Linked DNA regions of Homo sapiens: all the other regions are linked to region 3. A link is an interaction called in ENCODE POLR2A ChIA-PET data of the cell type or tissue named here. Cell type or tissue: PC-3. All regions are shown on one strand. Links, peaks and the distances in the headings refer to the core of each region. The heading gives the core; the rest is flanking DNA.

The links. ChIA-PET counts read pairs that join two places held together with the same protein. Peaks named below come from ENCODE experiments on the same cell type or tissue, not always from the same donor. Only the 100,000 strongest peaks of a DNase experiment are listed, where the experiment ranks them.
Region 1: POLR2A ChIA-PET joins it to region 3 with 5 read pairs; 3 of 35 experiments call an interaction of 5 or more read pairs at or near these places.
Region 2: POLR2A ChIA-PET joins it to region 3 with 25 read pairs; 1 of 35 experiments calls an interaction of 5 or more read pairs at or near these places.

The regions. Positions count from the first base shown.
Region 1 is chr3:170,757,560-170,764,696 of GRCh38, reverse strand. No RefSeq gene overlaps it. Among named protein-coding and RNA genes, the nearest start is that of RPL22L1, 110 kb to the left of the region's middle. In PC-3, for the core only: no CTCF peak of the experiment used is centred there; a DNase peak (open chromatin) is centred at 3,436; H3K27ac peaks cover 2,169 bases.
Region 2 is chr3:168,844,010-168,851,146 of GRCh38, reverse strand. No RefSeq gene overlaps it. Among named protein-coding and RNA genes, the nearest start is that of LINC02082, 54 kb to the left of the region's middle. In PC-3, for the core only: CTCF peaks have their summits at 3,452 and 3,659 (motif pointing right); a DNase peak (open chromatin) is centred at 3,686; H3K27me3 peaks cover 1,211 bases.
Region 3 is chr3:170,466,163-170,473,250 of GRCh38, reverse strand. SLC7A14 (solute carrier family 7 member 14) reads left to right here. Exons shown (of 8, transcript NM_020949.3): 8 at 5,874-7,088. The coding sequence ends at 6,196. It overlaps SLC7A14-AS1 (SLC7A14 antisense RNA 1), which reads right to left and starts at 5,966. Exons shown (of 6, transcript NR_135556.1): 1 at 5,855-5,966. In PC-3, for the core only: no CTCF peak of the experiment used is centred there; a DNase peak (open chromatin) is centred at 7,080; H3K27ac peaks cover 588 bases.

The DNA of each region.
Region 1 (7,137 bases), core at 1,123-6,122, 290 kb before region 3:
ACAGTGTACTAAATAAACATTTGCTTTACTACTTTTTATTTCTCAATTCACTGACATGAGTGTTTTGAATGTTTTGACAAAAATGTTTGTAAGTCACAGACCAGTTGAAATTTTCCTCATTATGTATTAACTTGGCTTTGCGTGGTCTCAGATTGCATGGTCACTTTTACTATCCCGTGCTACTGTGCCAAGCAAGGACTGCCTATATCTCAATTGAGGGGTAATTATAAGACTATGCTTGTCAAAACTCATCAAATTGTATATTTAAAACAGGTGACTTTTTGTATGAAAACTGCATCTCAATAAAACTTTTAAAGTAGCAATTATATATTGAAACTGCTATTTGACATTTTAAAACACGTATTATCTCTAATCTTGCAGCAGTGCTGCAGGGTGGTTATGATATCAATTCATAGATAAAAGAACAAAGGCTCAGAGAGGTGCTATGACTTTCCAAGGCCACACAGCTAACAAACATCAGAGTTATGCTCTGTGCCCTCCCTACATCAGAGGTCTCAAACTGGGCTGCTTATTATTAGAATCATTAGAGGAGAGAGATTTTAAAGTCCCAGTGTCTAGGCTGCATCCCTAACCAGGTTGGTTCACCAGGGCCTACACCTGCTGTCTTTCATCTGGCCAGCATGAGATCACATGGGGTGACATCCCACATGAAAATCATTTTCAAATCTGGGTGGGGGAATGGAGTGTCTAATTTCTGTAAATAGGAACCAGTGAAGGTTCATTACAATTGTTTTCTATATAGAGGCCCAAACTGCAAAGCAAACTTATACAATTTATAATCTTGTCTAGACCAAAAAAAAGCCACAGGTAGAATTGAGATTTCCTTTACAATCCTTTACAATGTACGAGATTTGGGTTCTGAAAGACTTTTTAATCTCAGTTTTAACTCTGACTCTTTAATCCTTAATTTTCAAGAGTTATTGAGTACCTGTTATGGCCTAGGCACTTGCTGAGGGCTTTCGTACACTATCTCATTAAGTCCTCACCCACGACAACCCCATTATCCTCATTTTTCAGATGAGATTCAGATTATTTAAAGTCTAGATTTAAACCCACATCTGACTCTGAAGCCTGTACTTCTACCTGCATTATGTCATTATAATTACTAATAAATTGTTATTAAATAATATTGCCTAAACAAAATGTCTAGTAAGGTTCCTGGTGTATGGAAAACACTTAGCAAATGTGTGTTCCCTTTTCTAAGGCTCTTGTCAACAGGGTTGGAAGGGACTTCCCAAGGCCCATCAGTGGCAATGAAAAGGCAGAGAAAATCTCTGAGGAGCTTTGCAGCCCCAAGTGGGACTCTGGGCAGGAGGGGAATAAAGCAGGTGGGGTCTGTGCCTTTGATGACTAAGGGGCAAGGGCTGTGCTGGTGGGAAATTATCAAATGATGTGACTCTACATGGTGGGCTTGTACTGGGCTTCAGGAAGCTGACACCTTGGGCAGGCTACAGTAGGATGCCTGCTGAATTGTTGGAATACAAAGGACATCTGCTTGAGTCAGGTTCATTTGCCTTTGGGAAGACCCATGTGAAGCAAGTTAAGGTTATGTTTGCTAATCATGAGACACGATATTACCAGCCACAAAACACAGGTGTTAAAAGCCTGGTGGTTAAAGACATGGGCTTTGGAGTCAGGTATACCTGAGGTTAGATCCTGGCCTGACCACTTATTAACTGTGTAACTTTGAGCAAGTGGTTTAGCCTGATTATCTTATTCATAAAATGGAAATAAAACTGCTTACCATCTAAGTCTATTGTAATTCATAAGTAAGTTAATATATGTAAGGCAGCTGGCACAATGCATGGCATATAGTAAGTTCTTAATAAATAGTAGCTATTGTTATTACTGCTGAAACACAAAAGCAGTTGAGAGGAGAATACTATCTTATTTCCTGTTTCATTAGAGTACAATGACATGAGAGCTAAATTTTACAATAAATCCAAAGATATAGGATTCTTACCTTTTTCCATGTCTTCCTTAAGGCACAACTCATGTGTGAACCTGTCTTTGATGCAATTCTTTCTTCCTTTATGTTCCCTTAGCCTGCTTTTTAATTTTTATTTTACCTGTATTATGATACTTCACAGGCTGACTACATTGTGTAAATGTAATAATCTTGAGATCTGTTTATGCATCAAGGGGCATGTTGAGTGTCATTTGGAGAAAGTACTGAGTTCTGGTATCCTTTTTAAAAAAAACCAATAATTTAAATCACTGAATGGAAAGTTTCTGTCCTGAGTGTGTCAATGCCAGTATGAATCAACCAGGTACCTCACAATTTGGAACGGGTGACCATAAAACAATTAGAAAAAAAGATTGATTGAAACTGGAGTAAATGCCTGGTATTAGACTTAAGACAGCCCTCCAATACGCAATCTATGAAGTAAGAGGATAATAGAAAACAGTTGTGATTTGAACAGGGATCAACAGTGTAAAGCTGTTTTTGAAATTTGCAGGATACAGGGTTGGGCCAAAAATGAATAAAGTCATAAATATTCTGATCCTTTGGGATATGTGTACATAGGGAAATACCAAAATATTAAGGGTGATTATTCTAAACATTGACAAATATAAAGATGTTAAATGTAGTCAAGAAAAGTAGAAAATGAAAAAGAAAACATGAAAAACAGGAGAAAGGAAAAGGAGAATGAAACAAGGTCAGAAAAGAAGAGCTAGTTAGCATTTTAGATGCTATGTAAACAAGAATTTCTCAATTTAAAAGTTATTAAAAGTTTAATAAATGTTATTAAAAGTTTCTCAGTTAAAAGTTTGTGAAATGAATGAAACTATCTTCTCGGTTACCTTGAAAGCCACATTCAAATTTAAGGATGAACACAAAGGACTTCTTTGAGTCCTAGGAGTCCATGACACTTGGCTTTCTGGCTTGTGCCTCTGGACGCACTATATGTTTCTAAAAATCAAAATCTTAAACCATGAAGCTTGAGTGGCTAGTGCACTTTTCAGAGGATTCAAATCAGATTTTTGGATTTCTCATTCTGTGATCATCATTCAATTCCATTTGCCAAACAGCCTACCAGACCCCTTTCAGACTGGAAACAAATGGGCCAGGTGAAATAGCAACAAGGGCCCATCCTACAAATACTACCATGTTTTTTTCCCCAGTATGGACTTTATATCAGGTTTCAGAGTCCTCAGAGTACAATCTGTATGCCACTGGAAAAATGTTATTCCTGTTATTCTGTTGTTTCTTCATAGAAGTCCAAGGATGTACGTTTACCTGAAAGTTTTGTAATGCACTGTCTTTCATTCTGTGTCCAGTGAGCAGCCTGGCATGGACACTGTGGCAGCCTCAGTTCTCTGGGGCAGAGCATGAGAACTGGGTGATTAACCCTGTGTAAAGAATGGGGCCTGATTCAGTTCTGACACATTAAAGGGTCAATATTTCTTGCCAGTAATCGTTCCTGCAGGATACCTTAGAAGGAAATCTTACAGAAAGGAAGTTATAGGACTGAATTCCAAACCCACTGCTTGCCGAGTTAGGATGGATAGAACCATAATGCATGCCCAGGTATATGCAGTGCCAATGACCTCATGAAGAAATCTAACTTGTTATTTTCAACAACACCCCTTAGAGTGCAATAAAACCACCAGAGGGTCTGTGCTTCTGAAAGAATGTGTTGCCAGCTGTGGTTGTTGCCACATGAAACCCTACCTGATGCTAACTGAATAATACTCTGCAATCCCATTTCATAAAGTTGTATTTTTAAAAAATTTCCTCTGTTCCTAAGAGCCTTCTGTTCTCCTGCTACCAGTCTCAGGAGTCGTTCCTCCCTCTTTGTTCTCTTCATCTGTGCCTCTTGCCCCCCACCACATAGCTCTACAAATACAATTTTCCTTTACCAACAGCTCCATGCTTTCACTGTGCCCCAGTTAATCATTCTAATTTCCTTTGGTGGTCTCATTACCTCCCAAATTAAGCTCCCCATTGCACCAATATTCAAGCTTAAAATGATTTGGAAATTAAGCCTGTTTTTCCACAAGGGCAAGATGCCTGTTGAAGTAACAGTGTGAGGTTGAATCTCTTTGATGAATGCCTTTTATTAACTGATTAGACTGGATTTTACTTCCTGCCTGAAGTCAGAGTCAAAGAATCTCTGAGTGTGTCTAACCATCTCTACTCTTCTACCTGATCTGAAAATAATGGCCTAACCCTAAAGTGTTCCCCTGTCTCCCTGCTATCTGTCTTGCTTCCCAGCTCCCTGGTAACTGGTTCAGCTTTGTGTGGTGGTGGTGAAAGTTACATTTCTATGGAGAAATGCAGCAGCACATAGCAGAGTGGCAGAGAAGCTCTATTTAGGCTTTGTTTCTTGACCACATCACTTGATTTTTAGGGAGATCCTATGATTGGTATTCTGAGCATTTTCTGAGTTGCCTCATCGCTGGGTCAATGGCTTTATCTACTAAAAGAAACAGAAAGGGAAATTGGTTCTGTCTCACTGAGCTTGCCAGAGTGGAATCTGGCCAAACTGCTAAACACCACTGAGCTTCATTCCTCACCTGTAAAATAGAGATAAATAATAAAACATACACTGTGTGAAGATTAAATAAGACAATGTATGTAAAGTAAATAGCGTGGTGACTGAGAGGTCAGCACAGTGCCGTGAATAAGAGCATGAACTGGAGCAAGACTGTCTTCCCCAAATTCTCCCTCAGTCTTTTGCTGTCTATGTAGTTTAGGGGCAAGCCAAACCACTTGTGCCTCATTTGCCAATCTGTAGAAAGGGCGATAATAAAATTTACCTTATAGGGTTGTTGTGAAGATGAAATGAATTAGTGAAAACTGCTGAGAACCATGCCTGGCACACAACCACAACAAACACTAAAAGTGCTTGCCAAAAAAAGTGTTTGCCATTATTATCAGAAAATACTGGTATTATTACAGCTATTAAAATAAGCTCTGGCCTTGAAAACATTGTCCTGAAAAGCTGATACAATCAAAATGAAGCAATAAAGGTTTAACCTTTGGTCATGCATAGACTAAGATGTTTTACTTACTTTTTCTTTTATTTGCCAAAAGGAAATAGAAAATTCAGAGGCGATGTTGACTTGGGGAGACCTTCTGAGGAAGGAAGAAATCCCAGGTGACCTGGTTCTCTTCACATTCCTCAGGAAGCCCGCTGGTTTCAGGAAGACCTGCACAAAGGGGAAACCTGACCTCATAATTGAACAAAGCTGATTTTTAAACATGGGAAGACAGGGCTAATGGGGTGGTTGTGAGGAGTATTAGTCCCCTTCAGGGAGAGAATTTAATATGACTGAGGTCACAGGAGACAATCTCCAATATACTCATTAGCAAATTAGTATTTTGTTTATCTTTAAAAAAAAGGGTGAGCCGGGCACGGTGGTTCACACCTGTAATCCCAGCGCTTTGGGAGGCCGAGGCGGACGGGTCACGAGGTCAAGAGATTGAGACTATTGTGGCCAACATGGTGAAACCCCGTCTGTACTAAAAATAAAAAAATTAGCCGGGCGTGGTGGCGCACACCTTTAGTCCCAGCTACTCAGGAGGCTGAGGCAGGAGAATCGCTTGAACCCGGGAGGCGGAGCTTGCAGTGAGCTGAGATCGCGCCGCTGCACTCCAGCCTGGGCAACAGAGCGGACTCCATCTCAAAAAAAAAAAAAAAAAAAAAGGTGGGGGTGGAGTCAGTTCAAAAGCATGGTGGGGAATTCTATGTTGAGGCAGTGCAGTATTTGGAGAAACTGCTGAGAAGATGTGAAAGACCACACATAACTATTTTATGCCCCTGTGAGATCCTTGCCAGAGCTTGATGGTGCCCATTAGTTCATTATTCCTTATGTTTTAAACTTTTGGTAGAACCTATAAGGATTATTATATGCCAGATGTATCAACTATGTTATAAACATGAACAATGAAAAGCTATTTTTTAAACCTATATGAATCTTGTGTAGCTTTTAAGAACATGTGTCCAAAAAATAAAGAATAAAAATAAAAACATGTCCAAAAGAACCATCATATAGAGTGGTCTGGTATAGACAGTGAATTAAGAGTCATCTGGGTTAAGTGCCTTTGGGAAAATCACTTCTCTGAATTTTAGTTTCTACTTCCCCTGCTTATTCCAGAGGGTTATTGTGGACACCAAATAAGGTGATGAATGTGAGAAAACACTTTTTAAATGCAAAACTCATGTTAGGAAAACATGTTATAAATGTAAATTTATAAAGGTGAGACTGGGAGAAGCAGGATAAAGAGAGGGAGAAAATCAGAAAGACGTCAGTGAGCAAAAAAGGAGGAGGAAACGTGAGGAAAAAAATCAATTTTCAAGATATTCAGGCATAAAAGAAGGCAGTTTGGAAGTGAAAATATACATGGTAAATGAACGACAATAGACAGAAGCTAAACATAAGTCACATATCTGTAAGACGGAATATTATGTGGATATGAAAAGTTATGCTTATGAAGTATTTGAATGGCATCAAAAACACTCAGCATGTTAACTAACAACAGATACAACATTGTATGTGTGAAGAAAATGCAGCCAATTGCATAAGAAAAGTATTAAAAGAGATTAGAAGGAAACATGGTAAAGCGGTTGCCTCTGAGTCGTAAGCAATTAAAGGAGGTTTCTATTCTTTCTGAAAAATTACCGTTTTCTTTAGTGAACATGAATCACTTTTCTATTTAAAAACTAAGCTGAACTAAATTAACAATAAAAGATAGGAGAAAAGCTAGATCAAGGAGATATATGAAGCAGAGTATCAGGAAACCTCCTGAAGCTTCTTTAGGCCTAAATATGGGATTTGTACCTGAAAGACCAAATATAAGTGCTTTGTTACCTCCACTTACGAGCGGTTCATTGTATACACATTGTATACACATGTACATTGTATACACAGTTCAATTATACACTGCTCATGTAGTACAAGGAACTATTTATTTTATTTTATTATTTTTCACACATTTTATTTTTTTCATGTATTTTTTTAAATTTTAATTTATTTCAATCGTTTTTGGGGAACAGTCGGTTTTTGGTTACATGGGTAAGTTCTCTAGTGGTGATTTCTGTCTGAGATTTTGGTGCACTTGTCCCCGAGCAGTGTACACTGTACCCAATGTGTAGTCTTTTGTCCCTC
Region 2 (7,137 bases), core at 674-5,673, 1.6 Mb after region 3:
TATAGAACTACCATAGGATCCAGCAATCCCAATACTGGGTATATATCCAAAAGAAAGGAGATCAATATATTAGAGAGATAGCTACAGTTCCATGTTTATTGCAGCGCTATTCACAATAGCCAAAATATGGAATCAACCTATGAGGCCATCGATGGATACAGAACATGTGGTGTATTTACACAATGGAATATTATTCAGCCATAAAACAGAATGAAATCCTGTCATTTGCAGCAATATAAGTGGATGGAACTGGAAGTCATAATGTTAAGTGAAATAAGCCAGGCACAGAAAGACAAGTATCACATGTTCTCTCTCATATGTTGGAGGTAATAAAGGTGATCTTATGAAGATAAAGAGTAGATTGGTGGTTACCAGAGGCCATGAAGGGCCAGGGTTGGAGGAGAGGAAATAAAGTGAGGTTGATTTATATGAACAAAAATATGGTTAGATTATGGAAACAAGACCTGGTGTTTGATAAATCAGTAAGGTGACTAAACAATGATCTGCTGCATATTTCAAAATAGCTAGAGGATAATAATTATTTCCAGTATAAAGGAAAGACAAATGTTTAAGGAGACAGATATCCCACTTACCCTGATCTGATCAATATATATGACTGTATCAAGATATTACATATAACCTCAAAATATGTACTTCTTATGTATCAAATATTTAAGAAAATTTGAAAATTCTAAATTGAAAAAAGTTAAATAAAAAATTCTAGAAGTAAACAATTCATAAGTTTTTAATTGCATGCCATTCTTAGTGTGATGAAATCTGACACCCTCCCTTATCTTTCTGCTCTCTCCCACCTGGAACTTGAATCATCCCTTTGTTCAGAGTACTCACCCCATAGACTCTACCTGCTTGCTAGTCACTTAGTAGCCTCCTCAGTTTTCAGACTGACTGTGGCAGTATCACAATGCTTGTGTTCAAGTAACCCTTGTTTTAATTCATAATGACCCCAATGCACAAGAGTAGTTATGCTGGCATATTATTATAATTGTTCTATTTTATTTTTGTTGTTGTTAATATCTTACCATGCCTGTTTATAAATTAAACTTTATCATATGTATGTATGGATAGAACAAACATAATATATATAGGGTTTGGTACTATCTGTGGTTTCAGGCATCCACTGGGTATATTGAAACATATACATTAAGGGTAAGTGGGGACTACTGAATATGCATTTTTTTATGGGATACTCTTGAAACTCTAAAATCCATGAGGAAGGAAAGTAAAGGATCCCCATGTTCAGAATCCTAACCACAATGATATTCTATAGGTCAAGATAGTTGGGGCAGGAGGTCTTCATTAAATCTGGAAACAGTCTGAAAAACTAGCTTCTGTTGTGCCAAGGGATGGGGATGTATCCAGACATTGGCCCCGAGTGACCAGAATGATCTTCAGCTTGGTGTGTACATTGTAATTTAACCCAGAATTAGTTCTATCAATCTTAAATATATGATCAGCAGCACAGCCACTGAAATTTTACTAGATTTGGAAAGAAACCACAGAGAAAAACCAAGGTTCTATCTAAAGTTGTTCTTGAAGTCTTTCAGAAAACCTCCAACTTGCAATGATATAAGACGCACTTTCTGAATCTTGGACACAGTGAGGACAGTGAGGGTTAAGCTGCAGAGACCATGCCTTATGTAGAAAATTCTCTCAGTAACACCTGATCAATACTTATTCTTCTATTAGTTCAGCTGCTATTTATTAAGCACTCTTTCCATAGCCAGGGATAAAAACAATTAAAATCTGATTTTTGTTCCAATTGAGTGCCTAATTTTGTTCCTAATCTTGATATTTTTAAGTATTTTATATGTCCCTAAGAATAACCTACACTACAAGTAAGTCGTATATTCTCAATATTTTTATTCTGTATGTGCTGTGAAATTTGTAAGATCTTGAAAGATTTTTAAATGCTTTGAAAACATGTTTCATATTAGTAAAAATATCATACATTCTCTTCTATAAAGCATGGCACTTTAGAGATGTGCTTTTTGAATTCAGGCACCTTTCAGATTTTTTGCTTTTACTCAGTTTGAAGCTACTTCGTTACCAAATAAAATATTTCCCCCATGTTTTGAGATGCTAGGTTTCCATGCTGTGTATATAGTCAGTGCAATCACTACCAAAATACCAATGACATTCTTCAAAGAAACAGGAAAACAATCCTAAAATTTCTATGGAAGCACAAACAAGAAGGAGGAGAGTAGGAGGAGGAAGAGGAAGAGAAAGGATATGTATTTACACATACAAAGATGAAAAAGCATGGACACAAATCACTTCAATATCAGACATACATATGTTCATAAATGTATGCTGAGGTTGATAACCACAATTTTCCTTAACTGTTTACCCCAGAAACAAGATTCTGGAGGTCAGTAGATGGAATCAAACTGGCAGATATGTTTTCATTTATTTATTTATACATGCACGTAAACTTGAATTCATACTTTAAAATTTTGACATTTTACATAAAATTTATTCTTTCTGACTTTTCATATTATAAATATCAGAAGTCCTAGTAGCATGAGGCCAACCTTTGTGCATGACTACAGAAAACTGAGTTGGGAAGCAGTTTAGTGTCTGGCTGTAATGACAGGGCATGGAGTCTCCAATTCATACCATCCCACCATTCTTTAACATTCTTAAAGCCTGGGAGGCTTTCCAATTTGTAGCTTATATTTAGCGTATATATAAAAACTATATTTTTAGCTTATATTTAGCTTATATATAAAAACTATATTTTTAATGTCCGAAAAGTAGTCTTATATATAACATCCATTCATAATTGACTGTGTTCCAATAATCCCAAAAGGTTGAAAGATTTATTCCGAATTGGCTGTAGCAACTCTTTCAGGTGCAGTTAAATAGGGAAGAAAGAATGCTGATAGGGCAGTTGATGGGAACAGGAACCCCCCCAGATGACCTGCTTCTTCCTTCCCAGGGAGGGCTTCAGGGTGCTGGTCAACGAAACTGATAGGAAGCCCTGGGACCTTTGTCTTTCACTTCTCTGTGGATTTTTTTTTTTTAGGGGCCCGAAGCAGGTGGCTAAATTTAACACTATCTAGGGAAATGTGTGTTAATCTATCCTAAGAGAGATGTGATTGTCTTTAACAATCGTTCTCAAATTTTAACAAGCATCAGAATCACCTGGGAGGGCTTTTTAAAACAGATTACTGGGCCCCATTTCCAGAATTTCTTATTCAGTGCATGGGGTGGAGCTGAATAACTGGCATTTCTAATACGTTTCTCAAGAATGTTCATGCTGCCAGTCTAGGAACCGAGTTTGAGAAACACTTGCCTATTGACATCTGTAAGGAATTTTTTAGATTCTTCTGGACACTGTAAATGCTATATTTATTCAGAAAAGGTCAATGAAGGTAGCACCTGCTAGCAAAGCTCTTGATGGTATTCACTTGGCAGAAGCTGAATTCATGAAGAACTACAAATAATTATTAGCCTATACTACCACCTCTTACATTTCTGCCCCAGTCATACCTCCCATGAGAATCCATACACTATGTATAATATTGTAACAGAACAAACGACCAAGAAAAATAGAGAAAATACTTGAATCATCATTTTCTTTTTCGTAAGAGGCCATATCTTTGATTTTTTTAATTGGAAAGGATCTTTGAAACCACATGGTGGCAGTGTAATCACATGAGTGACAGTCTCATGGCGCCAGAGTTGAGTTTCTGAACCCACTATATATTAAGAGATAATTCTGAAAGCTAAGCATCTGCGATTTCGGCGTAAAAATTATTGGCCTGTAAAGTATAAATGACAAGTTGTAGTCATATGCCTCTACAAAAGGCTCAAAGCTTTCAATATTTTTACAATGCCTCGGACAGAATACATTTTTTCCCTTTGCTGTTTCATAGTCACAAGAACAAGCAACAGATCATTTCATGCATGAGCTATGTAACAAATTCAATCCAAAATAACTCATGCTTCAGTTTATTAAATTACTGTGATAGCAGATTCACTTCTACACTTTAATCATTTTTGATAAGTAAATTTATTTTTTTCTTTAGTATTGCTTAATTTTAGGTATTTGCATGCTCCATGTTTCTCACAACCAAGTAAAATTGAACTTCCTCAGATTTGATTACTAAAGTATCTACTTAGGTCCTTCCTTTCTAAAGTGAGGTTTTTAACGACAGCAATGAATCTTTGGCTGATTTTATTTTGGCTGGTTGACTATTAGTCTGTGCTGTAATCCAGATAGTTCCAATGTAATACAACATACACAGAATTCTTAGATGAACAGAGTGCGGTTCAAGTGCAGGGCATATTTAGCTCTTCCACTCCTTGTCATATAACAAAACATTCCACACCATTTGCAGAAATGGCAGTTTCCTGTAGGTAGGAGGGCTGGTTTAATATTAAACATTGAAAATTCTCCCTTATTTGCATTTTGATATAGTGCTTTTGGTCACCCAAGGAATAGAAACCATCAAATAAGATCTTTGCAAGTGCCAATAGCTATGGATGTCAACAGAAGAGAACAATTAATCCAGAAGCCTCCCTTGCAATAAAAGATTTCTCAGGTCCAGTTTGCTGACAAAATCTACCTTTTCCAAAGGTGATGGTTCTTCAAGACACCAGTACACAGACTTCAAAAGAAGAAGAAGAGGAAGAAAGAAGAAGAAGAAGGAGAAGGAGGAGGAGGAGGAAGAGGAGAAGGAGGAGAAGGAGAGTAGAAAGAAGAACAGAAGGAGGAGAAGGAGGAGGAAGAGCAGGAGGAGGAGAAGGAGGAGAAGGAGAGTAGAAAGAAGAACAGAAGGAGGAGAAGGAGGAGGAAGAGGAGGAGGAGGAAGAGGAGAAGGAGGAGGAGAAGGAGGAAGAGGAGGAGGAGGAGAAGGAGGAATAGGAGGAGGAGGAGAATGAGAAGAAGAGTAGGAAGGGAAAGAGGAGGAGGAGGAAGAGAAAAAGGAAGAGGAGAAGGTGGAGGAGAAAGAGGAGGAGGAGAAGAAGGACAGTAGGAAAAGGAAGAGAAAGAAGAGGAGGAGGAGGAAGAGAAGAAAGAGGAGAAGGAAGAGAAGGAGAAGAGTATATAGAGACAAGGAAAGAGGAGGAGGAAGAGGATAAGGAGGAGGAGAAGGAGAGTAGGAAGAGGGAGAGAAGAAGGAGGAGGAGGAGAAGGAAGAGGAGGAGAAGGAGAGTAGGAAGAGGAAGAGAAAGAGAAGGAGGAGGAGAAGGAGAAAGAGGAGAGTAGGAAGAAGAGGAGGAGGAGAAGAAGGAGGAGGAGAAAGAGGAGAAGGAGGAGGAGAAGGAGAGTAGGAAGAGGAAGAGAAGGAGGAGGAGAAGGAAGAGAGTAGGAAGAGGAAGAGAAGAAGGAGAAGGAAAGTAGGAAGAGGAAGAGAAGGAGAAGGAAAGTAGGAAGAGGAAGAGAAGGAGGAGGAGTGTAGCAAGAGGAAGAGAAGGAAGATGAGGAGGAGGAGTGTAGCAAGAGGAAGAGAAGGAAGATGAGGAGGAGGAGGAGAAGGAGCAGAAGGAGAAGGAGAGTAGGAAGAAGAATAGAAGTAGGTGGTGGAGGAAGAGGAGAAGAAGGAGGAGGAGAAGGAAGAGGAGAATGAGGAGGAGGAGGAAAAGGACGAGGAGAAGGAGGAGGAGGAGAGTAGGAAAAGGATGAGAAGGAGAAGAAGAGGGAATAGGAGAATGAGGAGGAGGAGGAAAAGGACGAGGAGATGGAGGAGGAGAATAGGAAGAGGACGAGAAGGAGGAGGAGTAGGAGGAGGATGGGAAGGAGGAGGAGAAGGAAGAGGAGAATGAGGAGGAGGAGGAAAAGGATGACGAGAAGGAGGAGGAGAGTAGGAAGAGGACGAGAAGGAGGAGGAGTAGGAGGAGAAGGAGGAGGAGAGTAGGAAGAGGAAGAGAAGGAGGAGAAGAAGGAGGAGGAGAAGGAGAGTAGGAAGATGAAGAGAAGGAGGAGGAGGAGAAGGAGAGTAGGAAGAGGAAGAGAAGGAGGAGGAGGAAGAGGAGAAGGAGGAGGAGAAGGAGATGGAAATGGAGAAGGAGGAGGAGAAGAAGGAGACTAGGAAGAGGAAGAGAAGGAGGAGAAGAGGAGGAAGAGGAAGAAGTGGAAGAAGGAGCGACACAAAATGTCCCTATACAACTTTCCGAATATATGCAGACTTCTCACACCACCACAAGCATTCAATTCTGATTCTGGCTGCTGAACTTACATTCTAGATCAAAGGTTTCCTAAGGGTATTTTGAATGAGACACAATACTCTCTGGGAGTATACCATCACAGAAATTTCCCCAAATGCAGGGATCTGAGGGGGAAGGCACATTAACCTAGAAAAAGATAAGATGTAAGATCTAAAATCATCCTTCTAAATGCAGACTAGAAAAGTCATTAAAACGTTTTTTTGAAGATGCAGCTATTGCTCTAATATGGATTCCATGTGCTGCACTTTATTGCCACGTGTGCTAGGTGGAATGGGAGCTCAGAGAGCCTGTCAGAGCAGTAGTGCTTCACAGTACAGCAACAGCATCTACAGTTTCATAGGTTACAACTCCCCAGGTCCTCATTGCAATTGATGGGCTGCACACAGTGTTCAGAATTTCTTATTTGTCCCACATCATTCACGTTTTTCACCTGCTCTCCTAGTTATTCCGTACTCAGTCTGCTTGTTGCATATAGGTGCTCAAATTTCATTCTCTTCCAAAACTCAAAATTAAATATTTTAAAGGATGGATATTAAAATACGGAAATATTACACTCTGCAAAAAATTAATGTCATGCCTACATTCAGCCATATACAGATTCAAGCCTATATGAGATAGATATTATTATTCTCATTTTGGATATAAAGAAATTGAGTCTTAAGAAAGGTCAAGTAACTTTTCCAAGATGACACAGTCACTAAGTGGCAGGGCTGGGATTCCTATGTAGATAGGTCTAATAACTTTAAATCTCACATTCTTAATCACTAACAGGGTTTGAAGCACTTCTCAGTTGCTACACTTCCCACCTTCCAAACAGTTATTCTTTTTCTTCTACATACTGTATCCATATGAAAAAGTTATTTCAATATTCAAGCAACTTTTCCTAAAGAGAAACAAATAATCTATATTTTTTGTCCCAGTATATATAACACACAGTCTACA
Region 3 (7,088 bases), core at 2,089-7,088:
ACCTCTCTTTCTTGTAGGTTTGGGGTCATTTGCTTAATTTTCACAGGATGGATAAACACAGGGGGGTGAGCAGGTATGTCACCTGCTGATGCCAAGGTACCCTAGTATATGAACGCAAGCTTAGCTTTTGTAAACCTTCCCTGGAGGCACCTGGGTGGGACAGGAACAGCCCTCAGGTTAGAGTTAAGAGATATGAGTCCCAATGCTATTTCAATTACTGATTTATCACACAGTTCTTAACTTCCCTGGGATGATGGATGAGAAAGTGCTTTTTTTAATATATAAAGTGCATTACAACCACAAAGTATTTAATATCATAAAGAAAGCCCATTCAATTGCTAAAGGCATGATTCTTGATCTTGTCTAGCCTGAACTTCTCATAGACACATTTTCCACTGGGGAACTTCTGTCTAGAAAAGAAGCCAAAGCCTCCCTTTGAATATTTCCCGTCACTGCAAACAGACTTTCTTTTTTTTTTTTTTTGAGACGGAGTCTTCACTCTGTCACCCAGGCTGGAGTGCAGTGGCACAATCTCAGCTCAATGCAAGCTCTGCCTCCCAGGTTCACGCCATTCTCCTGCCTCAGCCTCCGGAGTAGCTGGGACTACAGGTGCCCACCGCCATGCCCGGCTAATTTTTTTGTATTTTTTAGTAGAGACGGGGTTTCACCGTGTTAGCGAGGATGGTCTCGATCTCCTGACCTCGTGATCCACCCACCTCCGCCTCCCAAAGTGCTGGGATTACAGGCGTGAGCCACCGTGCCCGGCCTTTAAACAGACTTTCATAAGACTAACCACCATTACCTTTGACCAGGACAGGCATGCAGCCCACGTGCCCCAGTCCAACCATGTCTGTGTTAAAATATTGAAACTTTTTTTTTTTTGAGATGGAGTCTCACTCTGTCGCCCAGGCTGGAGTGCAATGGCGTGATCTCAGCTCACTGCAACCTCCACCTCCTGGGTTCAAGCAGTTCTCCTGCCTCAGCCTCCCATGTAGCTGGATTACCAGTGCCCGCCACCGTGCCCAGCTAATTATTTTTTTTTTTTTAGTAGACGGGGTTTCACCATGTTGGCCAGGCTGGACTCGAACTCCTGACCTCAGGTGATCCACCTGTCTCGGCCTCCCAAAGTGCTGGGATTACAGGCATGAGCCACCGTGCCCAGCCAGAATATTGAAACACTTCTGTGTTTACTGCTAACTAGTCACTTTCCTGCACACACCACGCACCCCCACCATGACCCATCAACTCAAAAAAAATAATTCCAGCCCCACAGAGGAGCCTCCAGGACACTGCTGCAGCACAAAGGCTGACACCCTCTGATTTTTGCCATCACACCTGCCTTTAGTTTCTTACTGACATAAGTTATGTAACTACAAAGCAATGGCTCTAAGTTATCTGCTTTTAAGGTACAGCAGAATTAAATATCCAAATAGAATAAATAGTATTATTTGTGAATCAGCCATCTTATTCTTGAGGCTTGGTTTCAAATGACTTCTGGCTTATAGCAAAATCAAATCCACCCTCAAAAGATATTAGATTGCCCTCCGCAAGAGTTTACAAAAGTATATGATGCCGTTCCCAGTGACCATCTTGATTAGCGGTGCCCAAAAACTACTTCAAGCAATGATGGCATCATAGGAATACGTGTGTAGCCTCATAAGGTGAAGAGTTTTCCACACACATGTAATAATTTAGATAAATTTTAATACTGCTGGATATCAGATAATATTAAGAAATTATTATTAATTTTTAGTTGTGATGATACTGCTTTTTTTAGAGATGCATACTCAAATATTTACAAATTAAACCTATGATAGAAGGGATTTGTTTCAAAACAATCTGTAGAGAAGGGGTCAGGGGAGGGAGCATGAAGGGAGCTGGTGATTCATGATCCTATTCACTCCACTTTTGTATATGTTCTTCCAAATAAAACGTTAAGCCAAATTGTTTTCCATCCCTGGTAGGCGGGAGATGTAAGAGGGATAGAAGCGCCCTGGATTAGGGCATGGGGAGACCTGGAAGGATTCACTGTCCACCTGCTCACTGTGTGGCTGTGGACCTTCCCTTATGTTTTCTGTGCCCACTGTCCTGTTGTCCTGTCTGTGAAGTGTGCAATGCACATAATCACTCACACACACACACACACACACACACACACACCCCTTCCCAGACAGGTTAAAGGGAGTCTAAACAAAACAAGATACTGTTTGTGTAACATTTTGAGCTCTTTGGGACAAAGGTGCAACATCAACCATCCATCATTATCCTAACCCAGCACACAGAAATGCTTTGTGAAGTTTAGTTTAGATGATTCAGGATTCCCAGAACCCCTACAGATTTTTCAGAAACTACCTCATGCTTCATTCTCTAAGCCAACTAAAAAAAGGAGCAGAAACAAAACACCCTGCTTCCACACAGGAGGCGTGGAGCAGCTCTGTTTACTCCTCCGACACAAAGCCCTTGTTTATGTGGGACAGATGGTAATACGTTTCTCTTCTCTTCTCTCTCTCTCCCTCCCTCCCTCCCTTCATCTGTTCCTCTCTGTTTCTTTGTCCCCCTCCATTTTTCTTTTCTCCAATCCTTCTCAGTTTCACACCACTTTTCCTGAATTGACTCAAGGGCCAGCAAGAAAGATAGACACACAGAATGCCAAGCCCTAGGGGAACGGCTTTGCATCTACTATTTACTCTACCAGGCTGCATGCACACGGTCGTTTCTTGTTTCACAGTACTCACATTTGAAATGCATTTTTGAAGACAGAGTGATACACCTTTGAAACTCCAGGGGGTTCAGGGCAAACATGAAAAGACCCATAAATATTTATGTGGCAAGTTTCCATGGATTGTCTTCACAAAGTAAAAAGTAACCACAGTCAATATGTGAGAGCGCGCAGACACAGACACACACACATACACACACACACACACACACACACACACACATGTTCCTTCCAGGCCTGGCCACTCCCAAAGAACACATGTAAACCTCTTATCACATGTTTACTGCAGTGGGCATAGTCTGTAAACCAGCCTGGGGGAGGGGAGAGGAGGTGTGAAGGACTAGACACGCAAGAGACTTCTCTCCCTCCATGTATAAAGCTGGTTCCTCTCCTTCTCAGACCCAGGCAAGTCACTTATTCTTTCCCAGCCTCTGTTTCTTCTTCTGTAAAATGAAGGTTTTAGAATGCATAGGTGATCTATAGCATCTTTTCCAGCTCTAAATATCTATGACTCAAGGTTTTTAGAGAATTCCCATAATATGAATCTATCTGACACCCAAAATACCTTGTGGGGGCAGGGACAGGTCTGTTGGAATCGACAAACCAGTGATGAGTGATGTCAAACCAGTGACTGAACAATGACCTTTGTGGTGGCAGAGGAGAGACGTTTGGGGCAAAGGGAAAAGAAAAAGATGGTATTAAGTTCAGTAGGGAAATGAGTCGTCTATAAGCAAAGTCAGAGAAGGGCATCAGAAAGGAAAGAATTGGCATAATAGGTACCAAGCAGGAGTAGGAGGCAATATTTGGCATCTGCCTGGGTGTCTAGAAGAAAAGATGGCAAAAAAGCAAAGCAGTGCAAAAGGAGGTGTGCACAGGTCCTGCCTGGTCGCCTGAAATCCATTCTCAGATGCCAAACATGCTTCAGACAGAGGCATTCTCCAAGAACCAGCACACTGGCACTCTTAGAAGAGGCCTTAATGTGATGCCCTGTTCTACACAAGGATAATAACCATCCCCCATAGCCACCCCCCACCTACAGAAAAGAAAGAGTAAATACCCTGCTTTTAAAAGATGAATCATTATTTGAGCACTAATAGCTACATCTGCAAATAATTAACTCTAGGATTTATTACCAATTAGGACTATAAATCTGTGCTTACTTTGGCTCCTGGAAAGTTGATTTCACTGGGGAGTGTGGGAGGGAGGGGGGACAAAGTCATTTGAGACAAGGAGGGAGAAATCCAAGCTTAAAAAGGCACACTTCAAATTCAAAAGAGAGCAAGATTTCTCAAGCACCACAGCAGCAAAGCAGGCTTGACTTGCGGTTCTAAGCAAACCAGCCCAGCAGAAGCCTGCAGGGTTAGCAAAGTCAAAGAGACTGGTGCTACTCAGAGGAGGATGTTAGGGCCCGGGAAGGAGGTTGCATACTGTATGGACCCCAGTGCCTAGGCCATAGTGTGGGCTGAGTGGGCAGTGGAACACTGTGCCCATCAGGCACAGTTCATTATCTCAGGGACACTCTGACCATTGGAATCACCTGTGGAGTTTTAAAAACATACCTATGCTTGGGTTATACTGCAGACTAATTAAATCAGAATCTCCAGGATGGGGCTAGGGTATCAGAGTGGTTCAAAAAACACCCCCAGGTGACTTTCAAGTGCAGCCAGGGTTGAGAACCACCACTTACCTCATTTCATCCTCAAGCACTCCCATGTTAAGAGGGTTGCTATAGCTCTCATCGTTTTACAGAGAATGCTGAGGAACAGAGAGGCTAAGTAATGGGACCAGGGTTACACAGCTAACAGTGATGAAGGCAGGATTTGAACACAGAGCCCACAGTCTTACTTATCATGTTCTATGGACTCCAAGGTTATGGTTCCCAGACTTCCAGGCCCTGAACCTTCACAGTCTATTCAAGATAGAAAATGGGGACTCAGGCCAGGACTGATGGCTCATGCCTGTAATCCCAACACATTGGGAAGTGGAAGCAGGCGGATCACTTGAGTCCAAGAATTTGAGACCAGCCTGGGCAACATGGTGAAACTCCATCTCTCAAAAATACAAAAATTAGCTGGGCGTGGTGGCACATGCCTGTGGTCCCAACTACTCGAGAGGCCAAGGCAGGAGAATCGCTTGAGCCCATGAGGCAGAGACTGCAGTGAGCCGAGATCATGCCACTGCACTCCAGCCTGGACAACAGAGTGAGACCCTGTCTCAAAAAAAAAAAGAAAAGAAAAAGAAAATGGGTACTCATAAATGACTTTTATGCATGTTTTTTAAATCATAGAAATGAAACATTAGCATATATGAATGCTACATATTAACGAGGGGGGCAAGTTTCTTTCCTTTGATTGGGATGACATCAACACAGAGGTTGCACTGGACATTTCACGCTTATCAGGAGTTCTCACCCATTCATTCAACAAACATTAAGTGCCAATTTTCTGCAGAGTCTACGACCCTGTGCAGATAATCACACAACAGATGTTCTAAGGGACATAATAGTAGCATGCACTAGACACTCTGAGAGCACACAGAAGAAAGCAGGCAGCTTGGAGTGGCCATGATATATCACGCCTTTAGTGAGTGTAAAATGTCAAGGTAAATCACAGGATAATATATGCATGCTGCTAAGAGGTGAAACATGAGATAGAGTCCCTAACTGGAGGCAGAGAATAATCAAATCTTATAAGAACGTTGGGAATAAACTGTTGCTGATCCATAAATAGTTCACCCAGGGTAGAAAATGCAAATTCCTGGCTGGCAGCTATATGAGTGTAATGAGCCCGACGTCAGCATGGGAGGTGGGGACTGAGGTAACCTAGAGACCCTGTATCCTGTCTAAAGAGGCAGCCAGTTCTCAACACCAGCCAAAAATCACCATGTAGAAATGTGGATGCAGTGTTGTCAGACCTTTTGACTTTTCTAGGAAAATCTGTAAATATGGGTTACTTAACGCAAGATCTCCCAATTTTTAAAAGGCATCTAATTCAAGTATTTTCAAAACACCACATAAAGCAAAGAAAATACATCCCCGCCCCCACCGCCCCCCACCCCGCCAGCTTTGATTTCATCACTGAAGGTGATCTCTCTGCTAGTCCCAGGATCCCAAAGCAATTGCTTATTCACCTGTACCTTTCCCCTCGCCCCACAGGTCTGCTCATTTATTTTGGATATGGCATCTGGAACAGCACCCTGGAAATCAGCGCTCGAGAAGAGGCCCTGCACCAAAGCACGTACCAACGCTACGACGTGGATGACCCCTTCTCAGTGGAGGAGGGTTTCTCCTACGCCACAGAGGGCGAGAGCCAGGAGGACTGGGGCGGGCCCACTGAAGACAAAGGCTTCTATTACCAACAGATGTCAGATGCGAAGGCAAACGGCCGGACAAGTAGCAAAGCGAAGAGCAAAAGCAAACACAAACAGAACTCAGAGGCCCTGATTGCAAATGATGAGTTAGATTACTCTCCAGAGTAGGAGAAACACACAAGTGGGTAGAAATGGTGATGACTGATTTTCAGTAACTTAACCTGTGGGCTAGAAGGTGAAAACTTTTTTGGCTCTCATTTCACAAATCCAGCCTTCCCCAAATTCAATCCCTAGTCATAGCCTGTCATTTGCTACTTTTGCTCTTCAGGATAGTTCTGTTGAAGGGCTTAACCTGGGTCCCCTAACTGGTCGCCTTGTTAAATAAAATAAATAAATAAACAAGAGGCTATATGAAATTCCATCTTAGGTGCAACCACCAGAGCTGATGGTACCAAATGTTTCCTAGGCCTTTGCTTTGCTGGTTGAAGCCCAAGCAGGGGCTCTGGGCAGAAGGCAGAATTTCAGTCACCTGAGACATGGGGACAAAGCTCTGTTCTTGGCATGTCAGGCTGAGTGCTGCTCCCCGAGGTCAGGGTGGGTAGATGGGCATTGGCACTTCCTGAGCAAGCATCATTTTATCCTGCAATCTCACCCAAAATTAATTCATGGAAAAGACACATGCTTCTTTTTATTCACCAACATTCTCACAGCTTCCAAACTATAATTTTAGGATCCAGCAAAGTTCAGGGACTCTGGACCATTTTCCCAATGGTTTCAGATTCACCATAAAGCAGTCAGGCAGACCCAGTGATATGGTAAGAAGCACCATCAAAGCTCTATGTAAATGCCCAGAAGAAAATTAAATAACCATATCTTGCGGTAAAAGCCAGAAGGGCATTGGCAGAAATTAACTCTCTGTCATGGCCTCTCTTATATCAGACTGCAGCTCCTGGTGATATGATGAAAGCGGGCAAAGGTGGAGCATGATTTCATGGCACTGATATGCCTTGAAAAAGTAGGTTGTTTGTTTTATAATCAGATAAAAATTTTTACAAGGAGA